Regions from separate parts of the Homo sapiens genome. Here regions 1 and 2 are each linked to region 3. A link is a loop called in an ENCODE intact Hi-C map of the cell type or tissue named here. Cell type or tissue: chondrocyte. All regions are shown on one strand.

Region 1 (8,000 bases), 950 kb before region 3:
TTAAAATTGTAGGCTTTTTTCCCCTCCAAAGTGATATGCACTCTACATTTAAATTTCATTATTATTTTTTTCTCTGGTTGGGGATGTGGGGACGGTGAGAGAGAAAGGGAGGAAAGGAGAGAGAAAGGAAGTGGGGAGAGAGAGGGAAGGGGAAAAAGAGAGTGAGAGAGAGAGAGAAGGGGCAGTGCTTTTCATGAAAACATCGGTTTTTATATTTACGTTTTAAGAAAGCAGAAGGGAGGCAAGAAGTCCAGCCTGATAACTGAACTTTCTGTTTAGAATTCCTTCTTCTCCATTGGGCCTTTGCTAGGTTTCAATAATTATTGCTCAGGCACATAGTCTTGGAGCTTTGCTTTTTCTCAGACTTGTACACAGTTCTAGGAAGGGTTGTTGCCAAAGCCATCATGTGATTTATTGACCCTCCACTGGGACAAGGGGGAACAGATATAACTTTGTGATTTTATTATAAGGAGGCTGGGTTAATATTTCTAGGTGAAACAAGCTACTATACCAAGTTCAAACATCTGAAGAGGGAGGTTAAGAAACCCTGAGTGTGGGGTGTAAGGATTATTCTGTCCTGGGGCTGTACAGACGTCGTCTGAGGCAGGGAGCAGGAGAAGAAAGGACACATTGTGACCCATTTCCAACACCTCCTGTGTGTAGAGGCGGAAGTTCCTTGCCTGCAGAGGGACACGCGCGGAGGAAAAATAGGAGAGTTACAACATGGCACTTACATAAACAACACCAAACTGGCATAAAACATCTCACAAAATTACACAACTTCAAGCTTGGAATTTTTATACAACATAAATATTAGGGTTCAGCCCATTTAATAATGCTATATAAAATCAAGATTTAAGGCAGTAATGTTCCACATAAACTCTGAAAACAACATTTATGCTTCTTATAAAAGCAGAAAATGATTGCATTCTGTGGGCTTTTCAAAATGATGACTATAATTACATGAAGCAACAAAAATGGATTGAATTAAAAATCCACTAGTTTCAATTTAAGTTGGTTAAGGGGGAAAAACGTAGTTTCTGGCCAAGGACTGAGAAAATTTTACAAGTATCCAAAAAAAAAAAAAGTTGTATGCACTGTTAGGCAGTTAGGCAGCCTTCTCCCAACATGTATATGTAGCCCAAGAGTCACCAATGAAATATGAGCTGCTTCAAACCTGCTAAGTCCAAGAAACGCTTTAATAGTATCTAGTGTCACAAGTGGAGCTCTTACTTTTTTTTCTCCTAGTGAACACACGGCCACCTTTAGAATAATCCAGTTGCTTCTCTATTGTCTTTATGGCATCTTGTGCAATTTAGTCTTCATTAGCGTTGGCTGTTTTAGACTTAAAATCGAAAGAGCACCCCAATGGAAGGACATTCTTAGAACTCTAATTTATTCCCCTGCCTCCATGGGTTAGAGGCCAATTCATGGTTCTCTCTCGTATTTAAAGAGAGCCAGTCGCTCCTCTAATGGTCTCCCAGTTTACAGGCTAAACTTGGTTCATTATGTGTGTGTGTGTGCGTGTGTGTGTGTGTGTGTGTGTTTTGGGGAGGGAGGCAGGATTGATGAACATAGGTCCCCCCGCCAAAAAAATTAAATAATGCTACCTCATGTTAACCTATTGGGCAGAGCCTAAAAAAGTTTTACTATTCTCCTTTATGCCAACAGTTTTTCTTGAAGTTGCTTATTAGTGGAGGTTAGATTTGTACATTTTGATTTAGATACAACAATAATTTTGACAGAAAGTTCTCTGAGAAAAAATAGCATGGCATATCCTTGGGACATTGCTGTAGATTATACCACCGTTATCCTTCTATTCTTAGAGAAATCATTTGTACATGTGAGTACACCTTTATTTATATGTTCTCTTTGCTTTATGCTATCTTGAAGCTGAGCCTGGTTGTCTTTTAAGGTAGACTAGCCATTGATTTTTTTTTTTTTTTTTTTTTTGCTGACCAGACCATAGTACAGTGGGGTCCAGAAAATGTGAAAGAGGTCCAACACAGAGGAGCTGGAGGAAAGGAACAGAAGCGCAGGCTGTGTCTACCTGTGGGCATTAATTCAAAATGTGCATGCACTTGCAAAGTGGTGTTTAAGTAAAGGAAAATTTACACACACACACACACACACACACACACACACACCCCACTTAATGTTACAATGCAGTTTCCATGAGCCATAAAAAAAGAAGATAAAAATGGTAAAGTCTAGTACCTGGTGTAGAGGTATATTGATCTGCTGAAGGAGAGCTTTCACTGCCATCTGGAGCTCGTAGAAGAACAATTGCATGGGGCAGTCAGAAGTATGATCCACACTTTCCATAGATTCAGAGCCAGAAAGCTTTTGGATCCATTCCCATTCCTCTCTGTATGTTGAGTCAAGTTAAAATTAGAAATATAACAAAAGTTCAGAACACAGCTCAGAACTTTCTTAGTGTATGTGTCCAGAACCTGGATAACCAATGCTTGGTGGTTAAAACTCAGTGTAATTCATGAAATTTGAACATTTTGCCACCCAAATGGAGCTTAAAATGATCTCTTTCTAATTTCAGCTTAGTTCACCTATCAAACCACATATACCTCAGAACAGTAGGCCTAATTTGTATGAATCAGTTTTTGAGATTGGGGTTCTCAAATATTTTGTAATAATTTCCTGACTGTCTTCATTTTTCTTTCTCTGCAGATCCCCTGTAAATTCTAAGATCCTACGTTTTACCACAGGGGCATCTACTGGCTAATTCTGCAGTTTAGTAACCACAGGACTCTGGTCCAACTCAGCCAACAAACCACTTGGCACATTTCAACCCTGGCCTGTTGTAATCATGGGGGATATTTTGGTTTTTCTCTCCTTCCAAAAGCTTGAGGAGAATCACAAACAGGAATACCAGACAATTCCAATATAAGGAACCAAGGGATGCATATCACTGCTTCCATCCTCCTTACAAACCAGTAATCTGTGTCTTTATTCTGCATGCTCTATAATCCTTCCTAATGAACTTTTCCAAATGTCACACAGAAGGGAAGGGAAAAGAATGGCAGTGGGAGGAAAGCACATCTGGTTTGCCCCCAAAGGCTGCTCTTCAAAAGGAGCTTGAAAAGATCAAGGTAAATGCCTCTTGGGCAACATTGTTTCCACAGGTCTCTCAGCACAAGTCTCTAAACACATTCAGTTGGCCCAGATTCTCCTTCGAACTCTGCAGGGAGCAGCAGTAGGCTCTCAGGAGCAGGCTAGAGAGGAAAGGAAAGCCCTCCTCTCAGGGGATGGAAAGAGAGGAGGTGCTGACATATGTTCCCACCCTAGTGAAAACTCTCTGAGGCTTTCCCCAAAGGGCTCTACCAGGCTGGGCTCCAATCTGTGGGTCAGAAAACCAAATTGAATGTGGCATGAGCTTTTCATCAAAAACTACTCTCTTTTAACTAACTACCCTCTTAGAAAAGTTTCTGTTTTCAAGATATCTGTTTTATTTCAAGTATCACACTGGACAAGACTATGGAAAATTTACCCTTTGTCCCAGTAAGAAAAGAACAAAACCTCAAAATTAAATCCTACTTCAATCTGGGCATACTGTTGGCTTCACAAATAATTGAAATATTTGAGAACCTGCTTGGGAAATGTTTCTTTTTTCCCATCACTGATATGGAACAAAATGAGAGTTTTGTGACTAGCATATGCACGCATAAACCTAAAGGACAACGTGGCTAACATAGCGTTTGTAATCAAGTTAGAAAATAAATTACCGGTAGGAATATCGTAAAAACACCTACCACTAATCAGTTTCTGCTAGAAGGATGAAGGAGATGGAACTGACAGAGAAAAGGCTACTGGAATCTTTTGTACAAATGAAAACTGGATCCTTGGCAAGGGAAAATTAGTTGGTATAACCACTAGGAGATAGAGTTCAAGCCTTTAAGACACAAATCTAGAAAATGGATGAGTGTAATGTAACCTTTTGGGAAGGACTGAGGCGATAACGAATGTTGATTGTGGCAATGACCACCAGATGGCAGACTTAAAATCCAGGTGTAGTTGATAAGTGAAGAGAGAATATGGTAGTCAGTGAGTTCCCTCCTCCTCCTCATCATCATTTCCTCCATTGTCATCAAGCAATACTTAAGAAACCTAGTGAGACATTAGAGTTGATAAAGTCTTGCCACTTTAGGGGTCACATTTTAAATGACCAAATTAGAGTCTCCTTTGGCTAAGCAAATCCATGAGTGTAACTAGAATCTAGTTTATACTCTTTGGGAGTATCTAGTTTATGCCCTTTGAGGTCTGAAGAATTCTGGATAATTTCTTTCTTTTTTTTTTCTTGTCTATTCCTTCCTTTCCTTTTTTTCTTTTCTTCTCTTTCTTTTTTTATGTTGAGCACAATTCAGTTCATTATAGCAGACTTTCAGAGGCCTGCTATGAGGGTTGTAAAGTTGAGCCAGATTACCAAGATTGGGCAACTTTCCCAAAGCTAACAGGGTAATTCACCAAATGCCAAACTGTAGAGCAAGTTTCCAGAAGCTCGGGCCTTGTTACTTCTTTTCTTCCATAGAGAATTATAAGGGTTGTAGAAAACATACAAGGTCCTCAGGCCAGAGGGTTAGAGTTAGGGAGAATGAGGGTGAGGAGATTTTTTAAGATCGGGGGAATCATTGGCTCTATGAAACCCATTCCTGTAGGCGATATTTAAAAACAGAAAGCAAAAAGAACATGGCTGTTTTAGATTATAAAGAAAATATACTGGAAATAGCAGTGTTGAAAGAAAAGGTCAGCTGTTCATTAACCGATTGAACATCAGTGGTTTTACCATGAGTAACATAGAGGGGAATGTGAAAGGACAGTATCCTCTTTAATGGGCTCATGCCTTCCACCAACCATCAGGCAAGCCCTCCTTATTCTAATGTTAAAACTAAACTCTGGCCGGGCACGGTGGCTCATGCCTGTAATCCCAGCACTTTGGGAGGCTGAGGCAAATGGATCACCTGAGGTCAGCAGTTCGAGACCAGCCCGACCAACATGGTGAAACCCCATCTCTACTAAAAATACAAAGTTAGCTGGGCGTGGTGGTGCACACCTGTAATCCCAGCTACTTGGGAGGCTGAGGCAGAAGAATCATTTGAATCTGGGAAGCAGAGGTTGCAGTGAGCTGATATTGCGCCATTGTACTCCAGCCTGGGTAACAAGAGTGAAACTCCGTCTCAAAAAACAACAACAACAAAACAAAAAAAAACCCCAAAACTAAGCTCTGCCCCACTTCAGTGTGGCATCTGAGGACACCTCACCATAAAAACTGCCCTGGAAGTAACACTTCAGTTTCCTTCTGGCACATCAAGCTGGTCACTTGAGCCACTGTTTCATCACAAGGAAAATCTTAACTCCTGATCACTTACCTAGAAATATTATTGTTTTCACGGATCTTCACGTGGCAGAGAATGTTGGGCAACTTTTGGGTAACAAGAACTTTGATTTGATCCACAGAGCTACAGAGCTTTAGGTAACCCAGATATAATCCAGGAAAGAGACGCTGATGACTCCTTTTGTGATAGGATAGAATATCCTGTAGGGTTAAAAAAAAAAAAAAAAAGAAAACAAGAAAACAACTCGAAGGGCAATCTCAAAACCTTTTCCTTTCTAAGGAAGGCTTGTCATGAATGAAAGGAGCTGTCACTAAGTAATTAGGTGAGAAACCTCAGGTATACCATGAATGCTGGGGAAATAGTGGTACAGCTACTCTTACCTTCAGCAGAATTCTTGGCCAGGTAATCAGTTTTTAATATATTCTATATGCTTATTTGCCTAAGATTTCTGTGCCAGTGTAGGTGTGTGAGTTGTGTTTGGGAATAGGTGGTGGTGGAAGCAGCTAATAAAGAAAAATTGAGTTGATAATTTCTGTCCTTGAAGATTTTAATGTTTAGCTGGGAGAAAACAGATATTTGCAAGTGTAAAAGCTGACAGCACAGTTAAGGAAGCGTTGTAATTTCTGGATTGTTAAAATGGAAAAGTCGTTTAAGAAAAATGATTTAAAATAGAATCCAAATTTTATAGTAAGTAGGTTCCTTATCTTGAAAATTAAAAAGGTACTGCCAAGAGGTTTATTGAATTTTATGTTAACATTTAAGTTGTAGCTATAATTACGCACTAATTCTGAGAATGAAGAAAGAATGAATCAAGCACTGGTTATTTTTTGGCTTGATTTTTAAAATTAAATTGTATGATAGCTAAAATGATACTACTTATATTTGACTTTTACAATGCAACCACGAAGAAGATAATGTTTATAAAAGTATTTGAAGTCTTCACATTTTTTTCCAGGCATCTTTTAAAAAATGTTGATATTCAAGTCACACTCTTATGAAATCCTTGCTTGTGTTATGTTTTTCAAATCCTTAACTGGTCTACCACTTCTAGATTCTCAGTTGTCAGTGGCTTTGCATGTTATTTGATTAGGTCTCTACATCATCAGCTTCACTGAATTCTGTATCTTTTACAAGATTTTAAATTTTGCCCTGTAATGGATTTTCATTGAATTTGCATTATATTGTCACATCATAATATTCCAAAAGCAGCAGAGACTGAACAAAGCTGTTGATTCAATAGTAAGTGTCAACCAAGTTAAGTACAGGGATGTTTGAATGGAATCTTGTTTTTTGTGTGGTCAGTTCTCCAGTGAACTATTTGGGTTGTGACTTTTGATTCTCTATACAACTGCAGGGACTCAGATAACGAATAATTACAAAATTCAGATACCATCCCTCCACATCAGTAGGTAAAACTTTTACATTTGGGCAGTGGGGGTTGTGACACAAAGTTAGGAGTGACGAGTCAGGTAACTTATTAATATGGTTTGGATTTGTGTCCCCACCCAAATCTCATGTTCAATTGGCGGAGGGGCCTGGTGGGAGGTAACTGGGTCATGGGTGTGGATTTCCTCCTTGCTGTTCTCATGATAGTGAGTTCTCACAAGATCTGATGGTTTAAAAGTGTGTGGCACTTCCTGCCTCACTCTCTTTCTCCCGCTCTGCCATGGTAAGACGTGTTTGCTTCCCCTTCACTTTCTGCCGTGATTGTAAGTTTACTGAGGCCTCTCAGGCATACTTCCTGTTAAGCCTGCAGAGCTGTGATTCAATTAAACTTCCTCATAAATTATCCAGTCTCAAGTAGTTCTTTATAGCAGTGTGAAAATGGACTAATACACTTAGTATAGGAGAAAGTTTCCTGTAAGTAGGAGCATATCCTGGTTTTCAAAAAAACAAGGGTTAAACAACTAAGAGAGTAAAGTTCAGGTGCCTTACCACAAAGAAATGATAAGTAAGTGAGGTGATGGATATGTTAATTAGCTTGATTCAGTCATTCTACATTGTATACATATATCAAAACATCACTTTGTACCCCACAACTATATCCAAATATAACTTGTCAATTAAAATAATACTAATGAAAATATTTAAAAGGGTAAGGTAAAGGGAATCAACTCTACCATTAAATTCAGGGAAGGTGAGAAAACAAACATTGAAATGTCTATAGAATTCTATATGGAATGGAAAAGTATGGGATCTTCCTTGACCATCATACTCTAGAGGAGTGATCTTTCCTCTGTAGAATTAACCATCTGCAACATCTAGCAGATGTTATTGTACATTGTCTCCTCTGTCTCATCCTTTATCAAACACATATTGAGTCCCTATAATGTGTCAGGCACCATGTGAGACATTGGGGTTTCAGATGAATATGATGTCATCCCTACTTTTGAGGAGGTCAAAAAGGAGAAGTAAACAGATGATCACAATATATTGAAATCAGTTTTATAATAGAGGCAGTGTAGGCTTACAGCAGAAGGAGTACTTATATTTTTCTTTCGTGTTATTTTCTTGAACTAAACTGTGAAATTAATGGTAAGGCTATGTTTTTCATTGCTTTGTGTCCTTAGTACCCAGTACTTTTCTGTATAAAATAGGTACACAACATGTGGAAAATTAGGACAGATGCCTTAAACAGAACATAAGGGAATA
Region 2 (8,000 bases), 1.2 Mb before region 3:
CTGCACTCTAGCCTAGGCGACAGAGCGAGACTCCGTCTCAAAAAAAAAAAAAATGTAGAAGGGCCTTGCACAGAGCTGGGGTCTCACTTCTCTACAGTTCAATTTGACAGACCTATCTCCATCGGCCACCAGCTTCTCCTCTATCTCCTTATAGGCCCATCCGCCCACACGTGCTCTGGACCCAGCCCCATATGACCTCTCAGGCCCTCTCTCTACTATTATCTCCTCTTTTGCTGTGTTGTTCTTTTGCTTTCTCTAATAGATCATCCCAGCCAGTGCTCTAACAACTGCTGAATTTTTTGAACTTTTTAAAGGGGTGAAAAACAGCTTTTGACCCCTTCCATCCCTATCTAGCTACTACCCTTCTTTTACTCCCTACCCATGCCAGACTCAAGCTGCTACACAGAACTGCCCACACATCTGCCCCTGTACCCACCCAGTCTAATCTAGCATCCACTCTGCCACTCCATGAGGCTGCTCTTTCCGAGGTCATCAACAACTGCCGTGATGCCAAATACAGTGGCTCCTTCTCTCTCTGTCTTTTTAAAAGTAGAGAAAGTGGTCTTGCTATGTTGTCCAGGCTGGCTCTCAAACGCCTGGGCTGAAGCCTCCTAAAGTGCTGGGATTACAGGCGTCAGCCAACATACCCATCCAATAGCTTCTTATTTGTCTTCATCTTACTTAACGTGGAAGTAGCTATAGACCCTGTGGCCCATTGCCTCCTTTTTGAAACATGAGTTTCTCCTGGTTTTCCTTATCTCTTTGGCTTCTCCTCGATCTCTTTTGCCAGTTCTTGTTTCTCTACTTGCTTTCTAAATGTTGAAGTCTTTAATCCTGATCCCACTTCTATTCTCTCTCTATAATTTCTCCCCAAGTAATTTTGTTCATTCCCATGACTTGACATGAAATCTATGTGCTCTCACTCTTAGACGTATTGCTCCTAAATGTACATTTCTTTGGAATTCCACATTTGCATCTCTAAAGTTGATTCTTGGTCTTGCTTGACATCTGTGCCTCCTTCAGTCTCTCCCCAGGTTAAATGTGATCTTCATCCTCCCTCTCCCTTATCTCTGGTATCTGTTCTGTCACCATATTCATTGATTATATCTGCAGGTGTATCTCCAGTGTCCCTGCACTAGCCCTGGCCACCTCCCTATTTATAATCACTTCACTTCTGATGCCCCCAGTTCTATTCTTATGGTAATCAGCAGAGTGATCTTCTGAAAATGTAAATTAAGTCACGTGTGAAAGTATACCTTGTCAGGAAACACGTCACTGGTTTCCCACTGACTGAGAGTAAAGTGCTCATTTCCTCGAGCCTTAGGGCCCAGGTGCAGCCGACTTCTACCTGCCTCTCCAGCCCTAGCTGGAGGGTCCTTTCTCTCTTGTTCACTGCAAGGCAGCCACACTGGCCCTCTCCCTCCAGTTCCTGATGGCTCAGTGTTCTTGGCTGCCTCAGGACCTTGGCATCCATTCCTACAGCTCCTCATTTCATTCCTACACATCCTTTCGGTCTCAGCTTAAATTTCACTACCCCCAAAATATTAACAATTCCATTGCCTCTCTTTATTCCTTTTATTTTCTCCATTAATACTACCCATTTTCTTCATAACGCCCATCACAGTGGTGATTATAGCAACATTTGTGTCTTACTTTCATGGCTTGTCTCTCGACCAGGTCTTTTTGGTTCACAGCTGCAGCTTCAGTCCTGGCTCATGGTAGATGCTCAAGAAATAATTATTGTTGTACAATAGCTAATGGTTAATGAGCTCTTGCTCTGTACCAGGCAGCCTTCTAAGTACTTTATGTTATTTAATCTTCACAAAAGCCCTAGTCTACACTTTACAGAAAAAGAAATGGAGGCACTGAGAGTCGAAGTGACTTATCCAAGCCCACCCAGCCAGGAAGTGATACAACTTGGATGTGAAATCCAGGCCCTAAGCCCTTAATTGCCTTGCTCGGCTGCCACTGAAGAGTGAATGAACACAGTAGGCTCTCAGGAAATGAAGCTGCCTGGGTGGTAGTTTCCACTCACTTCTCTTGGAACTGATCAGCAAGGGCACCTAGAACCTGTGGGCCCCTCTTCTACCATAGCACCCTTATAACATGGCCCTCCATCCCAGCCTCCTCCAGCTGGTAGGGCAGAAGGACACTGGAGCCTCAGGTAGTTTGGGGGTTGAGGGAGGACAGTGGTGTAGACACTTGGGGAAGCTGTCCCAGGCCATTGGTGAGAAGTTCACCTTGGAGAGAGGATTCACAACCGAGGGGGTTGGGGATGGAGGTGTCGCCCGTGCCAGGGCAACATAAGTAGGGAGTGGGCTTGCCTGGGCATGTTCTGGGTGATGTGATTCAGGCCTTGCACATCTGCAACCCCAGGGAAAAGGGACCAGAGTGGAGGATAAGCAGGCTTAAAAAATGGCATTGAATTTTAAAAATTGCATTTCCTGAATCCCAAAGCAGAGGAAGCACCTCAGAAGACACAAAGGATGAGTGTGGAGAAGGCACTTGGTGGACACTGCTCCGTCTCTACTCTAAGTCTTTCTTTGCTCAGGCTGTTCACTTTGCCTCAAGCTCCCCTAACCAACACCCCTGCAGTCCCAGACCACACATCATGTTCTCTCTGCATCTTTCCCTTACCCGGGTTGACCACAACCTCTTTGGGCAAGGGATTGGGTTTTACTCATCCTTGAATCTCCAGGTCCTCCCATTGTGCTCCACGCTTGGTAGGTTCTTTCCTGTGTTTGTTGAAATGTTCGATCCATCAGACTCCCCCAGGATGAATTGGCTACTTTCTCCTCTGTGCTATCTTTCTAAACAGTACACATTTCTGTCAGAGTACCTGGCCTGTCGCAATTCAATATTTCTTTCTCTCTCTCTCTCTCTCTTTCTTTCTTTCTTTTTTTTTTTTTTTTTTTGAGACAGAGTTTCACTCTTGTTGCCCAGGCTGGAGTGCAATGGCGCAATCTCTGCTCACCACAACCTCGGTCTCCCGGGTTCAAGCGATTCTCCTACCTCAGCCTCCCGAGTAGCTGGGATTACAGGCATGCGCCACCACGCCCAGCTAATTTTTTGTATTTTTATTGGAGACGGGGTTTCTCCATGGTGATCAGGCTGGTCTCAACTCCCAACCTCAGGTGATCCGCCCACCTTGGCCTCTCAAAGTACTGGAATTACAGGTGCGAGCCACTGCGCCTGGTCAGCAATTAAGTATTTCTTTATTATTCTGCTGTCTCGGTTAGAATGCAAGCTCCTTGGGGACAGGAGCCATGTCAAAACCATCCTTGTATCTCAAATGTTCAGTGCTTTTGTTAGATGAATGAATGAATGGGTGATCTCCTTCTTTGCCAGTGCCCGAGAACCCTAGCTTCTCACAGGTGCTCCCCAAGCAGGTCTGACCCTGAAGCAGTGGCCCCAGAGGCAGAGGGTGGCTTCAGAGGTAGGGAGCTGGGCCCAGGAGAGGGCTCGCTACTGAGTGTTTCTTCTTGAAAACTTGCCCCAAACACACAAGACATAATGTTGTCTAAAGATTAGGTAAAGCTTTTAGGGATCAGACACATGCAGTTGCTTCCTAAACATAAAAAATTGCCATGAGTGTTCACTAGATGCCTGCCACTAGACCTAGATTTATTTCATTTTTGATACTTACAAATAAAGTATCATTGTTTTCATTATACAAATAAAGAAATGGAAGCTCAGAGAAGTGAAATGTCTTACCTAAGGTGGATGGAACCCAGTGTTCAGTTTCTTGGACACTACCAGGTTTTCTTCTCTTAGGGAAGAAAATAGGTCAGGTTATGCTTCCTTCCTGACTGTGGGGCCTCTTTCAACCAGGTTCCTCTTTATGGGACAGTCTTTTTTTGTGTGTGTGACGCCAGCCTCCCTAGGACCAGACTAGGTCTGAAGCCCCGGGCGAGATTTGCCAGATCTTATACTGACCACCAGGTGGTGCTGTTGGCCCAACGTATAGTCTTACAGCATCGGCCTGGGAAACGCTAGACTTGATCAGGAAAAAAGCTTGCCCTGTTGAAATAAGAGCTACCAGTCCTTGAGTCCTGCCATCTGTCTAAACTGTGTTTCCACAAGTCACCTCATTTGGGCTCTAAACAGCCCAAGAAAGTTGTCATCTCCATTCAACTGAGGGCTCAGAGAATTTATTATAAATAATTGGAGCTAGGTTCTCAGTTACAGGTTGAAGAGCCAGGGACTTGAAGCCAGGTCTGCTTGATTCCAAATCTTCAGATTCTTGGGGTTCAAAGGAAGTGAGGCCTCGCCTGTGAGTTGCACAGCTCCCTTCCAGCCTCTACCTTACCTGGACTGGGTGGGGATAGATTGTCTGGAAAATGCCTGTGCAATGACAGGCCCCTGGGCCAAGTTTTAAAGAACTCGGGTTTGCCAGGGTCCTGTGAGGGATGTGGGCCCCTCTATGCTACCGTAGGGCACTGTACCATTTCTTTTCTTGAGAGATGACATTATGCATTGACCTTTACCCACCTCAGCGATTCTCTAGGTGGAAACAGTATGCTCACCTTATAGTTATGGGATAATTCATGTGGCCCCTCTGGTAAATATCACCTGCATCTTCTTGTTTCTGGACTTATAAGTCATCTTTTCATTTTCCTCATTTTTCAAGCATGTTTTGGCCTGGATTGACTGTTGTCATTGCATAAATGGAAATTTAAAAAATCAATATTTTTTGGCCCTGTGTAAGACAATGGGAGATATAGGAAAGGCATTACCATTTAGTAGAATGAGAGTATAACACAGCATTAACAAAGTGAGTGCCCAGCCATTGACATCCTGGGAGACAATATGAGGCTGTTCTTGTGTTGCTATAAAGAAGTATCTGTGACTGGGTAATTTATGAAGAAAAGAGTTTTAATTGGCTCCCAGTTCCACAGGCTTTACAGGAGGCATGGGAATGCCTTAGGAAGCTTACAGTCATGGCGGAAGACGAAGAGGGAGCAGGTATTTCACATGGTGAAAGCAGGAGCCAGAGAGTGAGAGTGCGGGGAAGGAGGTGTCGCACGCTTTTAAATGACTGGACTCTCCTGTGAACTCGGAGAGGAGCACACTTAGCACCAAAGGGATGGCCTAAACCATGCATGAGGGATCCACCGCTATGATCCAAACACCTCCCACCAGGCTCTACTTCCAACATTGGGGATTACATTTCAACATGATATTTGGGTGGGGACAAATATCCAAATTATAGCAGAAACTGATGGGAATGTGGCCCAGGCATGGTCCCACTGGCCATGATGAAAGCTTTGGTGTATGGTCTAGGATGTGCTAGGGAAGGTGAGTGGGTTGTTTCTAATTCCCAAAACAGCCTGTGAGAAAGGTGTTATTGTCCTCATTTTATAGATGAGGAGGGAACACCCAGTATCCTTGTTCAGAGTATGGGATCTGGAGTTGGGTACCTAGATTTAAACCTACCTCTTCCACTGATTGACAGGCTGAGGTCTGCCTGGCCCATCTCTGTACTTGTAGGTGCTCCAAGGTGCCTCCTACTTCTGCAGCCATCAGCCTCGGACCCTCAGGAGCCCCAAGGGGGTTACTTAGAAGGGGAGGTCCAGGCAAGAGAGGGGTCAGCCTGGCGAAGATCAGACTTGAGCTGAGTGTTTTCAGGTGCCCTCAGGGCGGCCTTTGGGATCTGGGACTTTTGACTGCCTGTTTTGCATCCTACACATTTCCCACCTCCTGTGGCCCCTGGATTCTTAGCCTTCCTATGTCTCTTTGCCCAGACTGGTAATTCCCATCTTCTTTTCCCAACTACCTGGAATCCCTACGACTTCTTGCTCTTTATACTCTTCCCTGCAACCTCAAAAAAGGGGCTGGGTATGGTAGCTCATGCCTGTAATCCTAGCACTTTGGGAGGCCGAGGCGAGAGGATCACTTGAGGCCAAGAGTTCAAGACCAACCTGGGCAACATGGTGGGATGTCATCTGTATGAAACATGAAAACAATAACCTGGTGTGGTGATGCATGCTTGTGGTCCCAGCTACTTGGGAGGCTGAGGCAGGAGGATCGCTCGATTCCAGGAGTTTGAGGCTGCAGTGAGCTATAATTGTGCCCCTGCACTCCAGCCTCGGTGACAGAGCAAGAGCTTGTCCCCCCATAAATGGAAAAAAGAGTCACTTGAGGTTGTCCTGCCCATCCTGTGGCCTCTTTGCGGGTCTGACCCTTCTGCTGGGACTTCATGAAGATGCTCTTCCTTCTCTTCCCTCAACTCCCCATATTCTCTTTGTCTAAATAATCAAATAGAAAATATCTGAAAAGAATCAAATGTTTGCTTGATTTTTCGGAAGAAAGTGGACCCCAGGTTTTTTCCAAGGGGACTCCTGGATGCTCCAGGCCTTTTGGCCAAGATGAACACTGCCTCCTAGTTGGGAATCTTTCTCAAATTCACTCCCTTTAGAGCTGGCTCCTCTCCTCAAAACTCCAGGCATCCCATCTTGTCCCCAAATGTCAGGACCAGGCTACACAGGAATCTGAGCAAGGAAGAGGCCTGTGTTCGGCTCAATTCCTGGAGCCCAACAGGACTTGATGATTCCCTCTGTTGTTAAACCCGAGCTAGGCATTTTCTAGTTATTATTTCTAATCCTCTAAACAACCCTGTAAGGTAGAGATAGTTGTCCCCATTTTACATATGAGTTAATAGGGTACAGAAAAGTATGGTTCTAGGAATCACACAAGGGTTTGCCAGGGTTTCTGTGGGGGGTATGTGGACATCTCTATGCCACTATAGAGCACTGTACCATTTTTTTTTCTTGAGAGATGATGTTATTCATTGGCCTTTTCCCACCTCAGCGACTCTCTTGGTGCAAACAACATGTTCACCTTATACTTACGGGATAATTCATGTGACCCTTCTGGAAAATATCACTTGCATTTTCTTGTTTCTGGACTTATAAGTCATCTTTCCTTTTAATTTTCCTTCTTTTTCAAGGAGATACATGTTGGCCTAGATTGTCAGTTGTAATTACATAAATGGAAATAAAAAATTCAATACTTTTTTATCCCTTGTAGGACAATTTACTCAGATACTCACTGGCAGAGTCAGATTCAGAGCCTACTTTGAAGCGCTTGTTCTTTCTACAGCTCCACAAGGCAGGAGCCTGGGGCAGGAGCACTGTGGAATGGACGATATATTTGTTTCCTAGGGCTGTTGTGACAAATAACTGCAGATCGAGTGGCTTACAACAGAAATTTGTTCCCTCACAGTTCAGGAGGCCAGAAGTCTGAAATCAAGGTGTCGGCAAGGCCAGACTCCCTCCAATGGCTCCAGCAGGATGTGTTAGTCTCTGCTAACTGCTCTAAAGAACTACCTGAAACTGGGTAATTTATGAAGAAATGAGGTTTCATTGACTCACAGTTCCACCGGCTTAACAGGAAGCATGACTGGGAGGCCTCAGGAAACTTACAATCATGACGGAAGGTGAAGGGAACCCAGCACCTTCTTCACATGGCGGTAGGAGAGAGTGAAGGGGGAAGTGCCACACACTTTTAAACCATCCGATGTTGTGAGAACTCGCTATCATGAGAACAGCAAGGGGGAAATCTGTGATCCAGTCACCTCCCACCTGGCCACTCCTCCAATTTGACATGAGATTTGGGTGGGGACGCAAATCCAAACCATCTCGGCAGGGATCCTTCCTTGCTTCTTCCAGCCTCTGGTGGCTGCAGGCCTTGCTTGGCTTGAGGCTGCATCACTCCAGTCTCTGCCTCCATCTTTACAGCGTCTTGTCTTCTCCCAGCATGCCTTCTCTGTGTGTTTCTTATACATGTATTGTCATTGGATTTAGGGCCTACCTGGATAATCTCAGGATGATTTCACATGGGGATACTTAATTATATCTTTGGAGACCCTTTTTCCAAATATGGCAACATTCAGATGTTCTGGGACGTGGACATATCTTTGGGGGCCACCATTCCACCCACTACAGACAGCTGACCTCCTACAGGACAGCAGGAGCTTTCTTTTCTCTGTACTTAAGATT
Region 3 (8,000 bases):
CTATCCTGGCTACATACAATCCATTCCAAATGACCTTTTGCCAAATCCCCATGGAGTTTAGAGATCCTTCTGGGGATTTTTAAAGCTTTGTTGTTTTCAGATCAAACTTTCTCTTTTATTTCTCTTTCCTCGCTAGGGCTTAGGAGGAGAACTCAGCTTTCAGTTTGATGGTGAAATATTAGTTAAACACATCATCCCCAAAGGGATGTATTTGCATCTTCTATGAACGATGATGGAAACAGTCTCAGTTTATCAGCAAGATGGCTGAGGATGCACTTACCTAAATGAGCAATGAAGATTCATCTGCTACAGCTGAACTGTATTTGCATAGGCTAACTTATTGAGAAGGAAAAGTTAGGTTTCAGTATTATATAAAATGTGTTTGTTTTGTTTTTTGTTTGTTTGTTTTTCGGACAGGGTCTGGGTCCATCACCCAGGCTGGAGTGCAGTGGTGCCATTGCAGCTCACCACAGCCTCGACCTCTGGGCTCAAGTGATCCTCCCTCCTCAGCCTGCCAGGTAGATGGGACTACAAGCACGTGCCACCACATCTGGATACTCTGTGTGTGTGTGTGTGTGTGTGTGTGTGTGTATTTTTAGTAGAGATGGGGTTTCACTGTGTTAGCCAGGATGGTCTCGATCTCCTGACCTTGTGATCTGCCCGCCTCAGCCTCCCAAAGTGCTGGGATTACAGGCGTGAGCCACCGTGCCAGGCTCACATCTGGATACTTTTGTATTTTTTGTATAGAGGGCATTTCACCATGTCACCCAGGCTGTTCTTGAACTCCTAGACTCAAGTGATCCACACATCTCAGCCTCCCAAAGTGTTGGGATTACAGGCATGAGCCACTGCTCCCAGCCTGGATATATAGTATGAAATATTTTTAATGGTAAATTAATTATGAGTTGTTGGGCAAAATTTGGCTGCTTATTTGTAAAACAAACTAGCATTTTTTAACCATATTCTGCTTTGTATTGTCTCTGTATGAATATCTCTTTTATACTGCAGCAAGAGGAAACCTGAGAAGGATAGTTCTGTCACCTCCATTTTTTCTTCAGAATAAATGTCAACATCTATGAGTTCTTCTTTACACAAGTTTAAATAGTTGGTGCTAGACAGACCCAGAACAAACATCTGAAGGAATCCCCTGAAAATATGAGGTCACTAATATAAGTGACTTATCCAATGTCACACAGGCAGTTTGTGGCAGAGCTTCAATTCTACCCAGATTTCCTGGTTCTTCATCCAGAGCTCTTTAGCTACTTTTCTGTATATGCAAATTGCATTTTCTTCCAACTGTCTTAGCAGAAAGAGTAAAAACAATTACGTTATAGGTTTAAGACTTCCTTGAGGCTGGTGCAGTGGCTCATGCCTGTAATTCCAGCCCTTTGGGAGGCCTAGAGGGTCAGATCATCTGAGGTTAGGAGTTCGAGACCAGCGTGGCCAACATGGTAAGACCCCTGTCTCTACTAAAAATACAAAAATTAGCCAGGTGTGGTGGGAGGCATCTGTAATCCCAGCTACTCAGGAGGCTGAGGCAGAACTGCTTGAACCCGGGAGGCAGAGACTGCAGTGAGCCGAGATCGTGCCACTGCACTCCAGCCTGGACAACAAAAGTGAGACTCCAACTCAAAAAAAAAAAAAAGAAAAGAAAAGAAAAAAAAAGACTTCCTTGAATAGCTGTGCTTGTGCTTGGTGGTGTGCGCCTATAATCCAAGCGACTTGGGAGGCTGGGGCTGGAGGATCACTGGAGACCAGGAGCTTGAAGCTGCAGTGAGCTATGATCGCACCACTGCACTCAGGCCTGGGTGACAGAGTAAGTCCCTATCTTTAAAAATATATATTATATGAAATTGAAAAAAAAGAACTTCCTTGAATAATCCCACCCACCTGTGTTGTTATCCTGGTTAGTAAATAATCGTGAGCAATGGTATTGATTTATGTGTTCACATAGGCAACAAGCATTTGTCAGGCATTTATTATTGTGCCTCACATGAGGCTAGGCAGTTGGAGAACAATGAGATAACACAATGTAGATTTTTAAGGGCTTCATATTGCAAACCGTAAGACACACTAAAATAATGGGTAATATGTGCTCTAATCCTGGCATGTGAAAAGTTCTGGAATATAAAGGAGAGAAGGCTGAAAAGTGAAGGGTGCAACCTAAGACTCTGACCAGTGACTAGGAGTTTTCCAGAGGAGGAAGAACGGGAAAGGCATTTCAGGAAAAGGCCAGCATGAACACGCATATGAAGCTGCACGCAGGTGCAGAAAAAGGGGTAGGTGTTAGTCTTCTGGGGCTAAGTAGGCAGACCCTGGTTTCTGCCACCCCTGCTAAGTTTAATGCTTTCTGACGACAGACACAAGGTGTTCAAACCTAAGTTGATAGTTCTCTTCTCCCCTGATCTGCAGAGTGGCAGCCTATTTTTTCTGACTGTAAAATGGACTACAAGAGAAAATTCCTGCTCAGAGGGTGCCCTCTCTTGGTAAGCGTGCACATGCAGTGTTTCTCTCCAAGAAGGAAAAGGATACTTCAAATTGCCTATAGTGTCACCCTCATGCAAACCTATAAAAAGAAGGAAAAAGATACTTCAAATTGCCTATAGTGTCACCCTCATGCAAACCTATAAAGAAAACACAGTTTCCCTGACAGGTCACTTTAGTTGACAATAAGAGTAGATGTGAGGGAAAGAGCCACAGACTGAGAAAAACTGGATCCCACAGGCCTAGCGACCTGATCATAAAATCAGTGGATTGCGCCAAATGTTCTTAGTCCCTCCTTTTTCTGATGTACTCTGACTTCTAGAAGCTATGGCTCACTAGATCTTGGCTAAATTTAAAATTCTTGCTACTTAAACCATATTCTCAGAAGTTAAGGACTCTGAGGAAACCAGAGAATCCCCACCAGGAGAGAAATATTGTTTCTGGCTGTGGCAGCTTTCATCTCTGAATGTTCCTTAGCAGCCAGAGATAATTGGTCCATATAACTTTTCCTTTCTCTTTTTCTCACATTCTAGCAGTAAAAATCCTTTTTGAAGATGGTCAATAACATGAGGACATAGAGCAGAATCACATTCTGTTTCTACAAAACACCCCCACCACCATTTTAAACTACAAATCTGCCAAACAAAAGATCATCCAAAAGACACTTTTTGAGTGCATTGCAGAACTGGGAGGGTATCTTCTTCCGAAGTAATTTCATTTTTCAGGCTTGCAATAATAAAATGATCTTAAGAGTGCTGAGAGCCAACAGCTGAGGGGAGTAGAGCCACCGTTGAGCCCTGAGGCTTGGTGGTATCCTGGGATTTGGACATTCCCCACAGATAATTCCAGCAAATGCATTATTATAGGGGAAAACAGTTCCTTGAAGTGGGGAAGGAGACTGAGAGTGTGGGGAGGGGAAAGAAATGAGCCAGAGGCAAACTGTGTGTGGTCATGTGGGAAAAAATTAGCTTATTTTTTCTGTTGTCGCCCAAAGAATGTCACTGGTGATATAAAGAAGTGGAAAATGAGAAAACTCCATGATCATCCAAAAGCCATTATTGTCCATTTCCTGATCCTGATGGGAAGGAAAATTGGACCATAAATCTTAGACTTACACATGGTCATGGTCTCTTAATGCCCTCTGCTGGCGAGGAGGCAGACTGCAGCTGCCTGCACTGTGTTATAGTGGACAAACTGCATAGTACCTCTAGGCTTCATTTCCCTCATCTATAACATGGGGATAATAATAGTCTTTCTCGGCCGGGCGAGGTGGCTCACACCTGTAATCCCAGCACTTTGGGAGGTCGAGACGGGTGGATCACCTGAGCTCAGGAGTTCAAGACCAGTCTGGCCAACATGGTGAAACACCATCTCTACTGAAAATACAAAAAATAAAAAATAAATAAATAACCAGATGTGGTGGCGCACACCTGTAATCCCAGGTACTTGGGAGGCTGAGGTGAGAGGATCGCCTGAAGCCGGGAGGTGGAGGTTGCAGTGAGCCGAGATCGCACCACTGCACTCCAGCCTGGAGGACAGAGTGAGACTCCATCTCAAATAATAATCATAATTAATAATAATAATAGTAGTATTGCTCTTAGAGAAACGTTGTAAAGATTAAAGGAACTAACATATATAATTCATTCAAAATGGTGCTAGCTATAAATTAGAATGGCCTTGTTGGCCACATTTGTTTCCTTTCTCTATCTCCAGTTTTTTGTTTGTTTTCCCAAATCAAAACAAATCAATTACAGCTCTGTAATTGGTGTGGTGGCTCACGCCTGTAATCCCAGCAGTTTGAGAAGTCGAGGCAGGCGGATCGCTTGAGCACAAAAGTTCGAGACCAGTCTGGCCAACATGGAGAAACCCCATCTCTACTAAAAATACAAAAATTAGCCAGGCATGGTGGCGCCTGCCTGTAGACCCATCTACTCAGGAGGCTGAGGCTGGAGAATCACTTGAACCCAGGAGGCAGAGGTTGCAGTGAGCCGAGATCACGCCACTGCACTGCAGCCTGGATGACAGAGTGAAACCCTGTCTTAAAAAAAATCAATAAATGTCTATCACACTTTCATTATGTACAAAGTATCATATATAGTAGATATTTTGTCCCTATCCTCAGTGAATTAAATCTATTTTGAAGATGCAACACAAAACTGGTGAAAAGTTAAATCTTAGGAAGATTTGTATAGAATATTCAGTCATCAAAAGAATTTTAATTGGGAAGTACATTATTAATTCTAAATTAGTTGTGCATACAATGAAATTTTCAGAGGAGAAGGGTAATGTAAAATGTTATGGGGGAGGTAGGATTTGGACTTGGTATTAAAGATGGATTTTAGGTAAGGATGAGCAAAGAAGGCATAAGAAACTAGAACAGCAATCAATCAATCAATTAATCAATGAGGCAAGGTAATGGGAAGGAGAGTTAAGGAAAAGTGGAGAGACAAGGGATGACACAGTTTTTCCAAATATATGTGAATAATGAAAATAAAGCTGAAAAGTAGGTTGGTGCTAACAGAAGGCTAAGCTAAGAACTAGCACATCTCAATGTTACAGAAGAAAGCCTTCTGTAGACAGGGGAACATATATAAAAGGAGGTACAGTATAGAAGTTACAGGTGCAGGCTCCATTGCCACTGCCTAGATTCAAGCCTTGGCTCTGCCACATAAAAACATACGACCTTGGGCAACTTCCTCAACCTGTCTGTGCCTCAGTTTTCTCATCTGTAAAATGGAGGGATAAACTTCCATAGAGTTGCTGGGAGGATCGGATGGCTCAGTGCATGTAAAGCAGTTAGAAGAGAACTTAGCACATAGTAAGCTCTCAGTCTATGTGAATTATGATGATGACAATGTAATGATAGCCCACCTCTTAGGTGATCCTTCACTATTCCAGGATTGAAGTCAATCCTAGCTTTATACAATTGCTACTAGTAATAGGGCACTTTTTTCACTAGCTTTATACAATTGTTACTAGTAATAGAATACCATTTTCTCTTAGTAATAATGGACTTCCTGAAACAACTGGACCCTTAGAAACTTTTAGTGAACTAGAGAAATGCAAATCAAAACCACAATGAGATACCATCTCATACCAGTCAGAATAGTTACTACCAAAAAGTCAAAAAATAACAGATGCTGGCCAGGTTGCAGAGAAAAGAAAACGCCTATACACTGTCGGTAGGAGTGTAAATTAGTTCACCTATTGCAGAAAGCAGTGTGGTGATTCCTCAAAGAGCTAAAAAACAAATACCATTCAACCCAGCAATCTCATTACTGGGTATATAACCAAAGGAATAGAAATTATTCTACCATGAAGATACATGCTGTGTATGATCACTGCAGCATTATTCAAAATAGCAAAGACGTGGAATCACCCTAATGTCCATCGATGACAGATTACATAAAGAAAATGTGGTGCATATACACCACAGAATGCTGCATAGCCATAAAAAAGAATGAGATCATATCTTTTGCAGAAACATGGATGGGGCTGGAGGTCATTATCCTTAGCAAACTAACGCAGAAACAGAAAACCAAATAATGCATGTTCTCACTTATAAATGGGAGCTGAATGATGAGAATTTATAGACGCAAAGGGGAACAACAGACACTGGAGCCTACTTGAGGGTGGAGAGTGGGAGGAGGGAGAAGACCAGAAAAAATAACTATTAGGTACTAAGGTTAGTACCTGGGTGACAAAATAATCTGTACAGCAAACCTCTGTAACATGAGTTCACCTATGTAACAAACCTGCACGTGTACCCCTGAACCTAAAATAAAAGTTAAAAAAAAAGAAAAGAAAAAGAAAAACTTTCTTAGGAGGTTAGATATTAATATGTTATCCTCAAAACTTGAAACAATTTTTCTGAAAAAAGAAACTTTTAATGAGCTTATGTTTTCCATTCGGCTTCATATAAATAGAGCCAGGCAATTTGAAAGCCCAACTCAAAATATTACTTTTCCCTGAAGCTGGATGTATTAGTCGGCCGAGACTGCCATAACAAAATACCAGATATTAGGTGCCCTAAACAGCAGAAACCTATTTTTCTCACAGTTCTGGAGGCTCTGGAAAGTCCAAGATCAAGATGTCTGCAGGTCTGGTTTCTTCTGAGGCCTCTCTCCTTGGCTTGTCTATAGCTGCTTCCTTGCTTTGTCCTCACATGTTTTTTTTTTTTTTTTTTTGAGACGGAGTCTCACTCTGTCGCCCAAGCTGGAGTGCAATGGCACAATCTCAGCTCACTGCAACCTCCGCCTCCCGGGTTCAAGCAATTCTCCTGCCTCAGCCTCCCAAGTAGCTGGGACTACAGGTGCGTGCCACCATGCCCAACTAATTTTTGTATTTTTAGTAGAGACAGGGTTTCACCATGTTGGCCAGGAAGGTCTCGATCTCCCGACATCGTGATCTGCCCACCTCAGCCTCCCAAAGTACTGGGATTACAGGCATGAGCCACCACACCCAGCCCCTCATGTGGTGTTTTTGCTGAGTATGCACATCCCTGCTGTCTCCCTGTGTGGTCTCATTTCCTCTTCTTCAAAGGACACCTTAATGGCCTCATGGTAACTTAATCATGTCTTTAAAGGCCCTATCTCCAAATACAGTCACATTCTGAGGTTAGGGATTCAATATATGAATTCTGGAAATCACAATTCAGCCCACAGCATTAAACTAGGACCTCTTTCCTCATTATAATATTTCTCTAATCCCCTGCCAAGATCTTTTTTTATCACCATTATTTCCTAATATTGGAAGAGATGTGTTTGTGAACGGCTTATTCATTCCCCAAATATATATTCAATGCTTAGAATGTGCCTGCCATGCTCTGGGCCCGTGTACAGGGATACAATGAATACAACAAACTTCCTGCCTTCATGGAACTTACTTTCTAGAGGGGAGAGTCATATCACAAACAAAATGCATGACAACACTAAGAACATGTCAGATGGGGACAAGTGCCATAGAAAATAAGCAGAATAAAGGAGAAAAGGAGTGGCCCAGGGATGGAGGTGACATGATTTGGCTGTGTCCCCACCCAAACCTCACCTCAAATTGTAATAATCCCCACATGTCAAGAGCAGGGCTAGGTGGAGATAATTGAATCACAGGGGCAGTTTGCCCCATACTGTTTTCATGGTACTGATTAAGTCTCATGAGATCTGATGGTTTTATAAATGGGAGTTCCCCTGCACAAACTCTCTTGCCTGCCTATATGTAAGATGTGAATTTGTTCCCCATTCACCTTCTGCCATGATTGTGAGGCCTCCCCAGCCACGTGGAACTGTGAGTCCATTAAACCTCTTTCCTTTATAAGTTATCCAGTCTCAGGTGTGTTTTTATTAGCGATGTGAGAACACACTAATACAGGAGGTTTTTCTTTTATAAGGAATGGTCATGGAAAGCCATAAAAGTCATAGTTGAGCAATGATCTGAAGGAAGCAGGGAACCAGCTATGCAGATAATCGGAGGAGAACATCTCATGTAGATAGAACAGGTACTATGCAAGTACTATGATC

The links. A loop is a pair of places that touch in the nucleus more often than their neighbours do. Peaks named below come from ENCODE experiments on the same cell type or tissue, not always from the same donor. Only the 100,000 strongest peaks of a DNase experiment are listed, where the experiment ranks them.
Region 1: it touches region 3 in a loop (2.4-fold over the local background); 12 of 110 quality-filtered maps call a loop at or near these places.
Region 2: it touches region 3 in a loop (5-fold over the local background); 17 of 110 quality-filtered maps call a loop at or near these places.

What each region holds. Positions count from the first base shown.
Region 1 is chr17:56,475,036-56,483,035 of GRCh38, reverse strand. It overlaps ANKFN1 (ankyrin repeat and fibronectin type III domain containing 1), which reads right to left. Exons shown (of 21, transcript NM_001370326.1): 16 at 5,382-5,548; 17 at 2,218-2,368; 18 at 512-680. Among named protein-coding and RNA genes, the nearest start is that of NOG, 110 kb to the left of the region's middle. In chondrocyte, CTCF peaks have their summits at 3,798 and 3,997 (motif pointing right); no DNase peak of the experiment used is centred here.
Region 2 is chr17:56,712,010-56,720,009 of GRCh38, reverse strand. No RefSeq gene overlaps it. Among named protein-coding and RNA genes, the nearest start is that of C17orf67, 120 kb to the left of the region's middle. In chondrocyte, CTCF peaks have their summits at 3,675 and 3,921 (motif pointing right); no DNase peak of the experiment used is centred here.
Region 3 is chr17:55,522,201-55,530,200 of GRCh38, reverse strand. It overlaps a transcript of SMIM36 not described here. Among named protein-coding and RNA genes, the nearest start is that of SMIM36, 15 kb to the right of the region's middle. In chondrocyte, CTCF peaks have their summits at 2,279, 2,478 (motif pointing left) and 3,633 (motif pointing left); no DNase peak of the experiment used is centred here.